Regions from separate parts of the Homo sapiens genome. Here region 1 is linked to region 2. A link is an interaction called in ENCODE POLR2A ChIA-PET data of the cell type or tissue named here. Cell type or tissue: OCI-LY7. All regions are shown on one strand. Links, peaks and the distances in the headings refer to the core of each region. The heading gives the core; the rest is flanking DNA. Region 1 overlaps LINC01863 (long intergenic non-protein coding RNA 1863). Region 2 overlaps LINC01942 (long intergenic non-protein coding RNA 1942).

Region 1 (8,000 bases), core at 1-8,000, 52 kb after region 2:
AAATTAAATAACTTGTTCCTGAATGATCATTGGGTCAGCAATGAAATCAAGATGGATATTTAAAAATTCTTTGAACTGAAAAATAATAGTAAGCCTATCAAAACCTCTGGGATACAGTAAAAGCAGTGCTAAGAAGAAAGTTCATAGCATTAAATGCCTACATCAGAAAGTCCAAAAGAGCATAAATAGGCAATCTAAAATCACAACCCAAGAAGCTAGAGAAACAATCAAACCCAAATCCAGCAGAAGAAAATAAATAATCAAGATCAGAGCAGAATTAAATAAAATTGAAACCAAAAAATACAAAAGATAAATGGAACAAAAAGCGTGTTCTTTGAAAAGATAAATAAAATTGATAAACCATGAGATTAACCAAGTAAAGAAGATAGAAGATCCAAATAAGCTCAATTAGAAATGAAACGGGAGATATTACAACTGATACCACAGAAATACAAAAGATCATCCAAGGCTACTATGAACACCTTCAGTTGCATAAACTAGAAAACCTAGAAGAGATGGATAAATTCCTGGAAATATACCACCCTCATAGATTAAACCAGGAAGACATAGAAACTCTGAACAGACCAATAACAAGGAGCAAAATTGAAAAGGTAATTAAAAAGTTACCAACAAAAAAAAATCCAGGACCAGACAGATTCACAGCTGAATTATATCAGACATTCAAAGAAGAATTGGTACCCATCCTATTGACGCTATTCCAAAAGATAGAGAGACAGGAAACCCTTTCTAAGTTATTCTATGAAGCCAGTATCACCAAAAACAGGAAAGGACATAACAAACAAACAAACAAACTACAGACCAATATCCCTGATGAACACAGATGCAAAAATCCACGAAATACTAGCTAATTAAATCCAACAGCATATCAAAAAGATAATCCACCATGATCAAGTGGATTTCATACCACGGATGCAGAGATGATTTAGCATACACAAGTCAATAAATGTGACACACCACAAAAACAGAATTAAAAACAAAATTCACATGATCATCTCAATAGATGCAGAATAAGCATTTGACAAAATCCAGCATTCCATTTATACATCCAGCAAAGGACTAATATCCAGAATCTATAAAGAACTCAAAGAAATCAACAAGTAAAAAAAAACAAGCAATCTTGTCAAAAAAGTGGAATAAGGACACAGACAATTCTCAAAAGAAGATCTACAAATGGCTAACAAGTATATGGAAAAATGCTCAACATCACTAATTATCAGGGAAATGCAAATCAAAACCACCATGAGGTACCAGCTTACTCCTGCAAGAATGGCATAATCAAAAAATAATACATGTTGGCTTGGACATGGTGAAAGGGGAACACTTGTACACCGTTGGTAGGAATGTAAACTAGTACAACTACTATGGAAAATAGTGTGGAGATTCCTTAAAGAACTAAAAGTAGATCCACTGTTTAATCCAACAATCCCACTACTAGGTATCTACCCAGAGGAAAACAAGTCATTATATGAAAAAGATACTTGCACACACATGTTTATGGCAGCACAATTTGTAATTGTAAGAATATGGAACAAGCCCAAATGCCCGTGAGTCAACAAATGGATAAAGAAAATGTTATATATATATATAAAAAATGAAATACTACTCAGCTATAAAAAGGAATGAAATAATTGGAGACCATTATTCTTTCTTTTTTTTCTGTTTTTTTGAGACAGAGTCTTGCTCTATTGCCCAGGCTGGAGTACAGTGTTTCTACCTTGGCTAACTGCAACCTCCACCTCCCAGGTTCAAGCGATTCTCCTGCCTCAGCCTCCCGAGTGAGACCATTATTCTAAGTGAAGTAACTCAGGAATGTAAGTAACTCAGGTATGGAAGTAACTAAGTGAAGTAACCCAGGAATGGAAGTAACTCAGGAATGAAGTAATTCAGGAATGGAAAACCAAATATCATATGTTCTCACTCATTAGTGGGAGCTAAGCTATGAAGATACAAAGGCATAAGAACCATACAATGGACTTTGGGGACTCCGGGGAAAGGGTGGGAGGGGGCAACGGATAAAAGACTATGCATTGGGTACAGTGTACACTGCTCGGGTGATGGGTGCACCAAAATCTCAGAAATCACCACTAAAGAACTTATTCATGTACAAAAACATTAATTAATTTTTTTAATGTAAAAAAAAAACAGAGATATGGAAACCTTTCCAGTAGCCCCATCAGACTCCTCTCATGTCTCATTGCCCAGATTTGGGCCACATGCTGAAACTGAGACCAGTCACTGGTTCATGAAAGAGGATTAGCCTGATTGGCCTAGACCATCCGTGGGTCCATATGTGGTCCTATTTTGCACATGATAAGCATGCAGTTTTATCATATGGAATTTACCAGGTAATTTTGACAGCACCTATACCCTGTTCAACAGAGGAATCCACTGTTCACATGTTTGGATGCCATAGCAAAGTCAAATAGCTATAAAAGTTTCTAAACACTCTCCGTTTCTATACTTATTACACAGCAGTAGTAAATAAATAGTTCGCTGCAGAACAGCACTGCTCAATGGACCACACTTTGAGTAACACTGGCTTAGACTGCTCAGAATCACCTCCTACACCTAGGATGGAGTCAGCTCCCTGACACATGTGAAGCTAGGGTGGAGAACTTAGAAAATCAGGGATATGTTGTCAAGGCACAAAGGCAGAAAGGAAGCTGGGTAGGCAACTTGTAGTTCATTACACTGCACTTCAACAACCAGCTGAGAGCGGGTCACCATTCATACACAACTTTGAACACAACTCCACACACTGAGACGGTGTCCTCACTGCATACAGCCGCCTTGTCCTTCTCTAAGGCAGAATGAGATAATACTCCTATTCCTGACTAGAAGCAAAGAATCTGGCCACAGGTGGTAGGGAGGGAAAAGATTATTTGGAGTATCTGGCCTGGGTTAGTTAGGCTAGGCTAGGCTGCCATAACAAACAACTCCAAATTCCCAGCAGTTTACGACAATAATGGATAATTTCTCACCCATGCTACATGGCCACTGTGAGGTGGCTGTGGCTCTGCCCCACATCTGCCTTATCTGGGGACCCAGGAGGATGGGGCAGCCTTTATCTGGAACGGTGCTAATTTTGTGGCGAAGGGGAAAAGAATATAGGAAGCCACAAGATGATTCCTTAAGCTTTTCCTAGAAGTATCAATCTTCACTTCCCTCACATTGCATTAGCCATAACAAGTCACATGGCAAAGCCTGAAGTTAATGGGACAGAGAAGTAGAATCTTCCCTAACGAGGACCATGGACATTTTTGAACAAGATCACAATCTCTCATGGCCCCTTCCTGAGCCCAGGTGCCACATCCATGGAGAATGGTTTTTTTCCCTACATCATCTAGATTGGAAAGTCTTTCCTGGTTGAAGACACCATCGATGTTTTGTTGTGACTCTCCTCACAGAATAAATACTCCGAGGTGGCTTTTCCCAGCGAAATAAATACAGAGGTGCAAAGTGTTGGGGGTGGGGGGTGCTGTGTACCTACTATGTTCTAGATACTCTGCTAGATTCCTTCCACATGGTTTATAAACATTCTTACAGTCACCCTCTGAAAGCAGGCATAACTTTACAGCAGAGGAAACAGGCTCAGGAATAGTGCATAACTTGTCCTATCTGTTAAAGCTAGAAAAAACCATGGAAATAGTGATTGTTTATACTATCATCAGTATTATTAAAATGACTGCCTTTTATCAAGAATTACTCCATACCCTGTAGTGTTATTTACTTCACTTGGATAATCTCATTTGAATTTTACAACAATCTTATGGCAGAATTGCTATTATTTTTATTATTCTATCGGTGAGGAAATTGAGGCTTAGAAAGAAAAAGAAAGTTGCGCCCAACTTGTGAAAAAGGGGCAGAGTTCAGAGCAGAACCCAGATGCGCCCAGGGTCATTCTCTAACCCCCAGAACACAGCATTTCTCAATGAGTAAAGAACTCACGAGGGCATCAAAGCTTTCCCTGGACCATATAGGAAGGAATGGGGAAAAGCCTCCCCTGCAAGCCAGAGAGGAGAGGAAAAGGAATGCCTGGTGGGGATATGAGTGCAAGGACAGGCATTGGGCCATTTGCATTCCACATCCTTCTAAAGAAGACCCCTCTGCGGCCAGGTGTGGTGGCTCACGCCTGTAATCCCAGCACTTTGGGAGGCCGAGGCGGGTGGATCATGAGGTCAGGAGTTCGAGACCAGTCTAGCCAACTTAGTGAAACCCCATCTCTACTGAAAATACAAAAAATACCAGACATGGTAGCAGGCGCCTGTAATCCCAGCTACTCGGGGGGCTGAGGCAAGAGAATCTCTTGAACCTGGGAGGCGGAGGTTGCAGTGAGCCAAGATCGTGCCATTTTTACTCCAGCCTGGGCGACAATGCGAGACTCCGTCTCAAAAAAAAGACCCATCTGCGTCTTCTTCAATGTGTTGTTTTTGTTTCGTAATATCGTGGCCATAGGATGCCCCAGCTGAGGTGGACATACGTTGTTTTCCTGCCTAGAGTTCCCTCTTTTAAAAACAGCACCTCCCTTTTCCTTTGGGGAACAGCCTCTTCCACCTGGGTCTGTGTGGGCCGCATGGTCATCGTGGAGCAGACATCTCCACTTTGAGCAGCGTCACTTGTGATTCATCTTAGCTATGGAAATGCCAGCCAAGGAGACACCCATTGCCCTGGGGGAAGATAGGATTTATTTGAGAGCCATTGTCTGTCCCTCTTCAAATTCTTTGACACACAGAGGTCAGAAGTCACCAAGGAGGAGGGGGGCAAATTTGCCCGGAAGCCGTGGTGGTCATGGATCATGTGTTTGGGCTGCTCATTTTGGGGGGAACCCTCTACCACAGAAGCCTGCATGGTGGGTAAAGACTTCTACTACAAAAGCTGACATTCACTTCCCAGCCTCCTTCGTGGCTAGGAGCTGGCACGTGGACTAGGGCTTCTCCAATCAGACACGCCCCTCTCAGGACATCAGCATGGGCACTAGTGACGCGAGAAGCAGGGTCTTCATGGAATCCATTCTGGCAAGGAGCTGTTCCTCCACTGGGCAGAGACACAACCCCCTGCGTCACCAATAACACCCGACAGCTACTGCTTGATAAATATTTCGTGGGTGAATTAACCAATAATACTAGTAGCAGCCCTGGTATTATTGGTGATGCAGGGTGTAGCGTCTCTGCCCAGTGGAGGAACAGCTGTGTCCTCACAGGACTGGCTCTGAGGTGTGGTTTGGGAACTTGTTCTGCCTGGGTGACTCCATGCCTGGGTCTCTGGCCCGCCCAAAGACTCCGGGAGCTACTCGATAAACAGGCCTTTAAGAAATACTTTTCTGCTTCACCTGGCCAGGTTTGGCTCCTGTCATGTGTGTAAGGATCCTGGCTGAGGATAGAGAAGGCAAAGCGGGTCACGAGCAAAAGGATCTGAGAGGATGGGGCCCTCCAGAGCTCACGTCACCTCTCTCTGGCTGCAGCCTGAGCCCTGGAGAATGATGGTTCTTGCATAATGTTAAGGGAGGAAGGGCTGAGGCCAGAAGAGAGATGCTGACCATGCTGCTCAATTAGGCAATGGGGCTTCAAGGCACAGGTTAAAAACACAAGTGACCTCTTTTGGGCACCAAGCTGGAGAAAAAGTTATACCAGTTACCCTTCATCACTTCAATAATACCTCTTCAGAGGTGAAATTCAAGCACTTGTGGTTAGTTGAAGGAGGGGGAAGATGTGAAAATTAGGGACAATGGAGCGCCCCCCGCCACCCTCGAACTGAGAAAAGGGCAAATTGATCGTCAACTCCACCCACAGGTCCTGGAGCTAAGTGATTGTCTCAAGTATGAGCCAGACATATGAGGAAACTGGACAAGGGCCCTTCACGAAGGGCAGGGCACCATAGTCCTGGGTGCAGAGAGCCCCCAGGGCCCCCAGCGACAGCCCCTTCTGTGTCAGCACATGCCACAGAGTCAGGCTTCCAGAAAGCCTTGAGCTTTACAAACACAGGGTCTGGGGAATTCCAGACATTCTGAGTGGCCACATGGTCAGCACACCCCGTGTTCCAGCTAGGAAAGCCCTCCAAAGGCTCTCCTGGAATTTGAATTATTTGCCTGTAGGTTGTTTAGAGATTTTCCGTGGAGAATTGGGGTTTTAATTCAGAGATGCCGAGCATACACATTTAAAGTGCCAATAAGCAAAAAGCTAGTTATTGATATGTCAAGAAAAAGTCAGGCAACCCACACAGAAATCTTCAGCTCTAAATTTACAACTGCAGCCAACTTCTGAACTTCGAGTCCTCCTACAAAGCCGAGGTCGGTGGGCCCCCACGCTAGAGAAATGAGCCTGTTTTTTCTGATGCAAGTGTTCTAAAATGGATGGTTCTGATGTTTGCACAACTCTGTGAATAGACTGAAAAGCATTTGCATGTACACCTTAAAAGGGTGAATTGTATGGTATGTGAATGATATCTTAATAAAGCTGTGACCGCATTACATACAAGGGGCACAGAGAGTGTAGAGTAGGGTTTGAATCTCAAACCTCCCACGCACTGGCTGCGGGACCTGGAGCAGGTCACTAACCCTAGATGAGCTTTGCTTCCTCAATCTCTAAAGTGATGATCAAATCATAGTTATGTCTTGGAATCAACATACAGGGGAAATGAGAGCTGTCTGTGACATTGCCTGGCCCATGGAACGCACTCTATGAATGTGTGCCTTACCAAGTCCCTGTTATTGCCAGACATAGGGGACACAGAGATAAATCAGGCTGCACTCCTGCCTTCAAAGAGGAAGCAGCTGTTTGGAAGACAAGTTTGGGAGACAAGCAGTGACATTTTAGGGTCATCAGTGCTGTGATTCAAGGACAAAATCCATGCAGTGGAACCAGAAAATGGAGGGGAGGAGGGCTGGAGGGCTCAGGGAGGACAATGCCACTCCTTGGACCCAGCTTCCCTGACCACCGAGTCTCCACAACCCCATTACTGCCTGTCTATTGCCCTCCTTTGTTTCTCCCCGGCATCACCTGAATGTGTTCTCATTCATTTACTTGGGCGCTCCCTTGATGCCTGTGTCACTCCCACCTAGACTGGCAGCCCCATGAGAGCAGGGACCTTGTCATTCTTGGCCACTGCTGTGTCCCTGGTGGCCAGAATGGTGTCCTGTGCTTAGTAGACACTTGGTATTTGCTGGAGGAAATACAGCATTAAGATGAGGCTTGGAGGGTACCTGGGAACTAGCCAAGTGAAGAAGCCAGAAAGGGCATTGCAGGCTGAGAGCACAGCAGCCAAGCTACCATTGCTGGAGACTGCACAGACTAAGGAGGGGGACAGGAGGGGGATGGCAGGGGATGGAGATGGAGACACAGGGAAGGGCAGCCCCAAGATGAAGCTTGGCTCTCACTCCAGGGCTCTCACCACTACAGAGTTCCCCTTCTCTGTTGGCTCCAGTCTATGAAAAACCCCCACAGATCCTGGTAGGCGTGCTGAGTGCAGCTGGTGCATTTCTATAGCAACCGTCACCATGGCACCAGAGGCCTGGATCCAACTTCCGGCTCTGCTGAAGCCCTGAGCTCCTGTTACCTGCACCCCCTACCCTGAGCATCCTTTATCCCACAAGGTAGAAAGATGTGGCTGGGGTCCTGCCAGGAGAGCTGTGGCCAGGATGCAGGGCACAGGGTCACAGGATTAAACATCACATGTGTTAGGACAGACAAAGTTGCCAAAGGTGGACACAGACTGAATGCTCACTGGTGATTCCAATTTGCATTGCTTTTCTCAGATGGGGGTAGGGGGTTGGATTTGAATATGCAGCGAGGCGTGGAGCAGACTGGCCTCCATGTGGGCTGGCAGGGAGTGGTGGGGGGCTCTGGGTAGGAGGCCTAGGATGTAACCCCAGCCCCAGAGGCCCCCAGACCTGTGGCTTCTCTGAGCTTCACTCTCCCAGTCTATAAAATGGAAAGGGTAAACACTGATACTATCAGCCCGTTTCAGATATCAGAGAAATAAGC
Region 2 (9,404 bases), core at 1,329-9,328:
GGGGCAAGGAGGGGCTACACTCACCGCCAGGATAACCCCAGCGTGGGTTATCAGCCATTTGGTTCCAGAACAGTTTTGCTTTGCCATTTCATTGTCCTCAAAGGGAGGCTCCTGGGATGGGCAATGTTGATTTGGGTGAGGCTTCCTCTTCTTGCCCTGACACCTCCTTCCTCCAGCCTCCTTCATTGCCTCTACTTCACTTCTCATTCACTCATTCATTCATTCATTCATTTGTTCAACTGTTTACACTAACATATGCCATGCACTGTGAGAAAGCCCAGGAGACACAGTGTGGCAAAGCCCGACGTAGCGGTTGCCCTCGTGAAGCTGCTTACGGTCCCGTGGGGAAGGCCGATTTTAATCAAGTAATTCCAAATTCGATCTTTACAACTGCAATAAATGCACTGAAGAAAAAGTGAAGAAAACTGGGCCCAGGGTAGAAGGAGGGGGGTGATGCGTAGCCGGAGCAAGGGGCAATTTTAAGGCAGAAAAACAATTCTGTATGGTACCGTAATGATGGGTGTGGAGACAACGCATTTGCCAAAACCCGTAGAACTGTCTAACACAGAGAAGGAAGCCTAAAGTAAACTATGAACTGGAGCTAATAATAGTGTATCAATATGGGTTCACCCATTGTAACAAATGTACCACACCAATGCAAGAGGTTAGCAATGGGGCAGACAACTGGGATAGTGGGCGGAGGGGATATACTGAAAGTTTCTGTATTTTCTGCAAACCTAAAACTGCTCTAAAAAATAAGGTCTACTTTTTTAAAAAGTGAAGAGAGCTATGAGATGATATTAAGGAACTTATCTACACTTGCGGGTCTGCAGAGGTGCTACTCGAAACCAGACTTGGATTGACCTTCATCTGGCCATGGCTGCAGGGTCTGCCTGCAGGTCTCCTTTCCTCTGCAGGGTGTGGGGACCCACTGTTTCGTGAGTGCCTGTCACCTGCAGCTCATCACCGGGCACTGCCCACCTGTTCCATTTGTGATGTGGGGGTGATCTTCTGGGGGTATACTAGAACTAAGATAAGGAAGGCGAGGGGAAGCAAAAGGGTATAGCTCGGAACAACAGAGCCAGCATCAAAACATAATTTCATATTTTTGGAAGACAAAAAAAACCCTTTCATTTCATAATACAAATTGTGGGAAAGTTGGACAAAGTGTTCTTGGCTGGTAAATGTGCATGAAATACTTATCAGTGGGGCGGTATAGAAAGGTGGAGTCTTCCACAAGGAAGGCAGAGATGTCTGTGTTTAGCAAAAGGGACATGGGCTAGAAAAGTTTGGAAACACTGCACCATCTCACGTGAACTCACTGCCACATGGTGAGCAAGATAACAGAGTCTTCGCTTTCCAGAAGGGTCAACCAAGGCTCAAAAAGTTTATGTCACATGCTCATGTCACACAACTAATACATTGCAGGGGCAGAATTGGAACTCCAACTAGACACACAAATGTAATATCCATCACTGCTGACAGGGTCGTGTAGAGGGCTCTAGTGGACATTAGGGGCATTCTTTGGGGGACTTAAATTCATGGACAGAGTGTCAACTGGGGATTGGGTTCTGGGCTCGTCACCCTCTGCCTTGATAGCATGTGTGGGACAATGGCAGGGAGTCCCCCGTGGCAGACAGTCCTTCAGGAGAGAGAGGAACCTGTGATCTTGATGCAGTCTAGACGCTGGGGGCACCAGCCTAGGAAGTAGAGTAAAAGCCTCATTCGTCTGGACATCACTAACGCTGTGGGACACTGTTACCCTGAGCTGGGCTGAGCTGAAGTCCAGGCTGCTCCTAGGTGCTAAGAAAGGGCTATAGAGCAAGTGATAGAATAAGATGGGTGAGAGAACACCTAACCAATTTCAGCTAACTCTGCAAGTGTTTTGGATATTTGCATCTAAAAGAAAACTAGGTGTGATCAGACACAGCGGCTCCCGCCTGTAATCCCAGCACTTTGGGAGGCTGAGGTTGGAGGATGGCTTGAGGCCAGGAGTTCAGTGGGCATGATCACACCACTGCACTCTAGTCTTAGTGACAGAGCAAGCCCCTGTCTCAAAAGTCAATCAATCAATCAGTGTAGGAGCAAATAAAATCATGTAGTGGATGATTTCAAATGCATGTTCCCCTCTTTCTCCAAAAAGCAGATCCAAGGGGACTTCCACTAGGCTATGTGTCATGAGCAGTGTTAGGACATGAAAACAATAAGCATGACAACACAGTGGGACTTGGTGCAGTCCCATTGGGATCTTTGCCATGGTGGACATGTCCCCATCTGCACTGTCCAATAGAGTAGCCACTCTCCAGATGTGGCTACCGAATACCTGTGATGTGGCTACTGTGCAGAAGGAACTGTGCTTAATTTAACTTAATTATCTGCTGAAAGTAAATAGCCACAGGTCTAAACTGGCTACTGCTTCAGACAACACAGACTTAGATGGCTCCCTGAGGTGGTGTGACTTCTCTCCCTGTTTAATTCAAATTCTTCCTCTGAAGGCTGCAGCCTAGCAGCAGCTCACCTCCATGGGATGGCCCACCGTCCCAGAGGCTTGCATGCCTCCTGGATTGGCACAAAAGCCTGGGAGGGAGGCCCATGAGAATACCTGTGGCCCAGAGAAGAAAGGGACTTGCCCCAGGTCTCGCAGCTCTGAGGGGGCAGAATGGGACTCAGAGGTGAGGCCCCTGAGGCCCGTGTTTTCACCTATGCCCTTGTGCTCCAAGCTACCTGGCAGAAGAGGCATTTATTTCTCCAGGTCAGCAAGCAAGACTGGCTGGCTTAGGATGGCCCTTCTGGCTACTGAGAGCTATAAGAAATAAACATTTGCTACCAACAAACAAATATAAATACATACATATGTATATGCACGCGTGTGCGTGTGCGTGTGTGTGCGTGTGTGTGTGTGTATCAAGCACCAGGCCCTGGGGCCACCACACTGCAGAGAATAGTCAGGCTCCCTCCTGCCCCGTCTGGAGCTTCCAGCCCAGTGAGCACACCACAGGCACCCAGCTGCCTGAGCTGTGAGGATGGGGCTTTGGAGACAAGGGGACAAGCCAGGAGTCCTTGAGTCCCTAGTATCTGATTCCCAAAAGGCACTCTGCACTTAAAAAAAAAATGAGAAAAGAAGGAAGAAAATAAATGAGTTTCAACTGACAAATAGGCTTGGGAATCACTGAAAACAATATTTCTCCTCCAGGAGTCTGACAAATGCTCCTTAGCATCTTAAAGAAAGGGACAGGGAGGAGAGAGGCAGTCGGAGGAGTGGACAGAGGCCTGGATTTAGCCTGTGTCACTCCAAGTCCTTGCTCTGTCCCACTTACCAGCTGGGTGACTTTTGGGAGGAGCCTCTCCAAGAGTAAGTCTGTGCATCTGTGAAACAGGAATGACGTGAGTACTACGTCTTTTATACGCCAGGGTGTAGGTCTGCGCCCGGTCTTGGGTGATGCTCAGTGAATTACCAAGTCTCTTTTTCTTTCACCTGGTTGGGAAGTGGAGGGCAAGGAGGGGAGGGGAATAAAGGGAGGTTGAACAATGATTATCTCTCTGGCCAGCCTGGGCAGACCTTGACCATTAGGTAAGGAACGGGGACCTCTAATTAGCAGTCACCTGCCTCCTTGCAGAGCATGCAGTATCCTGGACAGCGGAACTGAGCAAAGCCCATGCACTCGGCCCCAAACCTCCCAGCTCTTCACCTGCCCAGGGTTCTATCCCAGCTTGGTGTCCTTGCCTGCAAGCACAGGGTAGCTTCACAGCGAGACCTGGCCTGCCCTGCAAGTCCACACAACAGGAGCCCACCATGGCCCAAGCCATGCCGGCCACACCAAGTCCTGCAGGAGAATGTGAGCGACCTCCCGGGACCATGAGGCAAGCCGTTAGGAACGAGCATTGACACACCCTCCAGTTTTCTGGCAGAGGCAAAATTAAAATGTAACACCACCTCCCCGAGGCCACCTCTTTGGATGGTAAATCAGGAAACCTGGGCTGAGTTCTAGTTTTACAAACTTTCTGGCTGTGGACACAGTCACCTCCTTTCACATCCTATGTCCTAGGTAAAAGACACTAGGAAAGCAAATTCACCTATCCAAGCTTCCATTTCCTCATCAGAAAAATGAAAGTGAAAGGCCGGGCGCGGTGGCTCACGCCTGTAATCCCAACACTTCGGGAGGCCGAGGCGGGCGGATCACGAGGTCAGGAGATCGAGACCATCCTGGCTAACACGGTGAAACCCCGTCTCTACTAAAAATACAAAAAAATTAGCCAGGCGTGGTGGCAGGTGCCTGTAGTCCCAGCTACTCGGGAGGCTGAAGCAGGAGAATGGCGTGAACCTGGGAGGCAGAGCTTGCAGTGAGCCAGGATCGCGCCACTGCACTCCAGCATGGGCGACAGAGCGAGACTCTGTCAAAAAAAAAAAAAAAAGATGAAAGTGAGGATACCTACCTCTCCTATTTGGGCAGTACTGGACTTACAGTAAGGATCGGCTAGGCTGGTGGTCTTCAAAGTGTGATCCCGGGACCAGCAGCACCAGCATCACTTGGGAACTTGTTAGAAATGCAAATTCCTGGGTCCCACCTCAGACCTGCTGAATCAGTAACTCTGGGGGTGGGACCCAGCAATTTATGCCTTAATGAGACCACCAGGGATTTCTGACACTTGCTGAAGCTTGCCAAGCACTGCATTAAGTGGTAGCTGTCTGGGGGTTGTTGATATTCTCAAAAACCCTGCAAGCTGAGTCTGACTATAGCAAGGCTTGTGGTCAGACAAACAAGGGAGAAGTCCTGTTATCTCCACTTTTCGCCAGTGGCCTCAGGCAAGCTGGTTGGTCTCTCTGAGGCTCAGCTTTCTCATCCTCCAAATGGGAGTAATACTTGACTGACAGATTGCCCTAAAGCACCTCAGCTTATGTAAAGCCCTGATCTGGGCGCCTGGAACATTAGAACTGCTTGCTAACTAGAAGTTACTATTATTGCTGTTGTGGTTATTGTTTTCTTCTTAAACCATCAGGTGCCAGAGGTTTTTGTTTCTTTTTTTTTTTTTTTTTTTTTTTGAGACAAGGTCTTGCTCTGTCACCCAGGCTGGAGTGCAGTGGAGCAATCTCGGCTCACTGCAAGCTCCGCCTTCCAGGTTCACGCCATTCTCCTGCCTCAGCCTCCCGAGTAGCTGGGACTACAGGCACCCGCCACTACGCCCCGCTAATTTTGTTTGTATTTTTAGTAGAGACGTGGTTTCACCGTGTTAGCCAGGATGGTCTCGACTCCTGACTTCGTGATCCGCCTGCCTCGGCCTCCCAAAGTACTGGGATTACAGGCATGAGCGACAGCGCCCAGCGCCAGAGATTTTTGTTTCTAAAAATGGTCAAGTTTCTCTGGCATAAATCTCCGCTCATACTGCCATCATACCCCAAAGAAAGTCCCCAAAAGGACTGGCAAGTAAATTGCCAAAGGGCCCTCTGCTACCCATCATATGGTGGGCTTTCCAAGTTTGAATAAGGCAGAGGATTTCAATTACCCAGGATTACAAAGGAGGGCCTCGGATGCACCATATGGCCCAGGCCTGGCCGCCCATCGTCCTGCATGATCGGAGACTCTCGTGTGAGATATTAACATAATATCCCTTCCAAAAGCGATTACAGAGTTGCAGGCAGCAGAATGTCATTTGGTGGCCGTGGCCCGCTCTCATCAGCAGCGATGACTAAACAAACTAATCAAATCAGCACAAATTTGCACACAAGCCCAGCCGCTGGGCCTGGATATCATTTCGGTGAAGGCATAATTCTGCCTAGGATGACTTGACTAATGGGCTCCCGGTGGGCAGCCAGGCCAGCCTGCAGGGCGAGGGCGGCAGCACCCACAGGCAGCCACAGCCAGGGGCCCGGAAGGTACAGAGGCTGTGGGAGCAAACAGCAAACAGAGGGGGAGGAGAGGCAGGGAAGACACCTGTGCATTCATCACTCCAGTCTCAGTATGGGTGTATGAGCACGCGCGCACGCGCGTGTGTGTGTGTGTGTGTGTGTGTGTGTGTGTGTGTGTGGCCGCCCCATGCACCTCCCCTAGCTTCCTGAGAACACTGGCTCCAGAGCTGCTTTGTTTCAAGCCTCAGTTCTGTATTTTACTGAGTGTCCTTGAGCAAGATACTAAACATCTCTGAGCTCAGTGTCCTCATTCATAAAAATGGGGATAGTGTTTGATCTTAATTATTGAGGCTGCTATGAGGATTCAATAAAATAATATAAATAAAGTCCATCACGCAGTGTCTAATGCAAGGAGTATTCAGTGAATGGCAATTGTTACAACTATTATTACTGTTCAACAGTCTTCACCATGGACCTTCCACGGGTCAGGCCCAGGTCCTGGGAATGTCAAATTAAGGAAGGCCCTGTACTTGCCTCAAGGTGTGCACAATAAAATGGGGTGATGGACCCATAACCAGATAGTCACGCTATCCTGTGGGAAGTGCTGTGGGAGTCGCAGGGGGCTGAGAGCAAAGCGGGGGTGCCTTCACCCTGGGGCCCCAGGAAATGGTACTAGAGAAAGTGAGGCTACAGGTGAGTTCTGGACACTGAGTGGAATTTCCATAGCAGCCTGGCCAGGAAGTGGGAGTCCCGTGAGAGGGCAGACAGGTGCCTGCTGTGAGGGATGGAAACTGGGGGCGTTTACCTTCCTGCTTACACGCCAGCAGGCCATCTGCCGAAAGACTGAGGGCTTCTCAAGTATGAGGCAAGATCAGAACTTGCAGCAATGTCTGAAGAGGCTGGGATAAAGAGGACACATTTCCAGGTGTGTAAATGACAGAGGGTGCAGAGGGAGGCATTGCAGGTCCTCAGGAAGAAAAAGGTAGTAGGGGAGGTGTCCGCTGGCAGCCTGGAGGACTGGCTTCCTGCACGTTTCGGGGCAAACCCCGCCCTGTCTCTACACTCCATTTGCAGAGTGGAGGGCCAGCAGGCTCAATGCCTCCCACCTGCACTGACTTTCCTTCTATTCCACAACATTGCCACAGCCTAGGAAGCCTGCAGCATTCATGACTTAATACTTGTCTCCCAAACAGCAACCTCTTAAAACCTAAATCACTAACCTAAAGGAGGTCTTTATAATGTTACTGTCATTAATGAGCTGGGACCATTTGCCACTGATAGAAGGTAACAGTAGAAGTAAAATGAAAACTGAATGAGGAAGGTTACAGGCTTTAGTTAGAGGCTGGTCCTTCCTAAACACTTGGAGGGTGGGTGAAAGGAGACTGGCAAGTGTTAGGGGACGTGTTAAAGAAACGCCAGCACCCAGGTGAGACCCTTCTCCCTGCGTGATCACAGGCTTGAAGGAGAACTGAAGAGGGACTGCAATCCTCACTGCTTAACATGTTATTTAGAACCAGGCTTATGCACCATCTCCCTGTCCTCGCAGACCCCAAGTAATCACCCCCATCTATTGCCCCCCCTACACACACACTTTGGGAAATGCTGGTCCCAATAATCTGGATAAGCTATAAGCCCTTCGATGCTGTGAATTCAACACTTCGGAATAGGTAGGAGTGACTGGATGTGAACCACCAGGTCACTGCACCTGTCCTCCTCTCTGAGCCCCTCCCTAGTCCTACCCAATGAATGCAGACCTGGTGCCACTCCTAGGAGGTGCTGAGCCCAGCCATGGGGCCCTGGTATGGTTCCATAGATGGCAGTGCTCAGTGTGGTCTCCTCAGATTCTTGCCTGGAGGCATCTCAGGAAGGCCATCCCGCGACCCTCTCATGGTCCTACATCAGGGATATCTGTTTCCATGGCCTCCCTTCACCCACCAGCCCAGCTCAACCCCTACCTGCAACTCTAGCCCTGTGACTTCCTTCACCCCTCACTCCCAAAATGGAGGCGAAGCTCACCAAAGGCCAAGGCTGCCCTGACTACCCAGCTCCAACTGGTTGCCTCATCCGACTCCCCAGCTGCCTCCCTTTTCTCCAAAGACCTGGCTTCAAATTCTACCTCTGCTACTTGCCTGCTGGGATCTTGGACCACTTGCTTCACCTCTCTGAAACTCAGTCTCCTCATCTGCATCTTTGTCTCATCAGCTACAATGTAACTGATCTCATGAGTTTTTATTTTTTGAGAATCAAGTGAAATGATATAGGCAAACTCACTGAAATGCTGCTCAAGGGACTGAACAAATGAATGAGTGAATAATTGAATGAATGAATGAACCTAGGAGGCTTCTAATAGATGAAGAACTGGATGCAAAGTCTAGAGACCAGGGTTCAAGCCCCAGTCCAGAACTTTTCCTTCCTGAGCTTTAGTTTCCCTAACTGCCAGCAAAAAGATTAAATTTAGATGACCACAGAGATTGTTTCCAACTTTAAATGCTAAACTATGATTCAGGGTGTGAGACCAGCAAGCATACTTTTGCGAGCCCTTGCACAAAACCCAAAGCACAGGCTACACCTATAATTTCTCCAAAGCTGGGAGGCATAGGCAGGAAGGTGGCTGGCTGAAGAGTCAAGGCCAGATGAAAAAGCAGTCTCCCTTTTGCAGCAGAGTTGGCAAATGTTTAATAGCACAGGTAAAAATCACAGCCCTGCCATTTCCTAGCTGTGCAATTATCTGAAGAAAGTAATGTGAGTTGCGGGCCTCAGTTTTCCTCATCAGGATAATGGGCATAATTTTACCGTCCTCCCTGGCATGTTATGAGGATGGAAAGACAGTGTTGACTCTTACCACTTGCTCATTCTTGCTTCCTACATGTAGCAAACTCTCAACAAATGGTAATATGCTTACTTTTAACATTTTAAATGACCGTTATCCTGTTATAAGCAACAACCTTCACATTGAATACAACGGTCTAAAACTAAAGGCAGGAAGGGCCCTTTAGTGATGGCAAAGGAGTTTGGAGTTGCTCTGTTCTTCCACATCCTCCCCCCCACCACACACCTGGTCACCTGACGCAGCCAAACCTGCATAGGCCCAGAGGGATGGCAGAGGCGACCCTGCTGAGAGAGGAGCCCGGTCTTAGGGATGGACAGTGGCCCCATCCAGCTCCTGCCCCTTCTCAGTCCAGCTGAGCACACTCTGCCCTGGGGCCCTGGAGGCTGGTGTGGAGACCCCCAGCCCTCACCCTTCACACACTCACATCCCTGACACCTCTCAGGCCCACGTCACAACCTCAATAGACAGAAATTGAACATGCGCAGGCAGATGTGTGTGTTGGTGAGCACACAGCGGGCTGAGAGGTTACCAATATCAGAGGGAAGATGAGACCCTGAGTCTGAATCCTGCTGCCACCAACTCTGCAACCAGTGCAAATGACTCCACCCCTCCGGGCCTCAGTTTCCTCCTCTGTAAATGAGGAATTGTTGTAAGAATGAAGTTAAAAACCATTCAGGGAGCCCAATTAGCACAGAGTCCAGGTCACAGTTCACACTCCATCGATCCCGT

Evidence for each region. ChIA-PET counts read pairs that join two places held together with the same protein. Peaks named below come from ENCODE experiments on the same cell type or tissue, not always from the same donor. Only the 100,000 strongest peaks of a DNase experiment are listed, where the experiment ranks them.
Region 1: POLR2A ChIA-PET joins it to region 2 with 6 read pairs; 3 of 35 experiments call an interaction of 5 or more read pairs at or near these places.

What each region holds. Positions count from the first base shown.
Region 1 is chr5:173,643,602-173,651,601 of GRCh38, reverse strand. All of the region lies in intron 2 of LINC01863 (long intergenic non-protein coding RNA 1863), which reads right to left. Among named protein-coding and RNA genes, the nearest start is that of LINC01863, 5.2 kb to the right of the region's middle. In OCI-LY7, for the core only: no CTCF peak of the experiment used is centred there; a DNase peak (open chromatin) is centred at 7,501; H3K4me3 peaks cover 1,207 bases; H3K27ac peaks cover 971 bases.
Region 2 is chr5:173,695,600-173,705,003 of GRCh38, reverse strand. LINC01942 (long intergenic non-protein coding RNA 1942) reads right to left here. Exons shown (of 3, transcript NR_146727.1): 2 at 3,318-3,475. Among named protein-coding and RNA genes, the nearest start is that of LINC01942, 11 kb to the right of the region's middle. In OCI-LY7, for the core only: no CTCF peak of the experiment used is centred there; DNase peaks (open chromatin) are centred at 4,675, 4,863, 5,993 and 6,643; H3K4me3 peaks cover 2,986 bases; H3K27ac peaks cover 3,591 bases.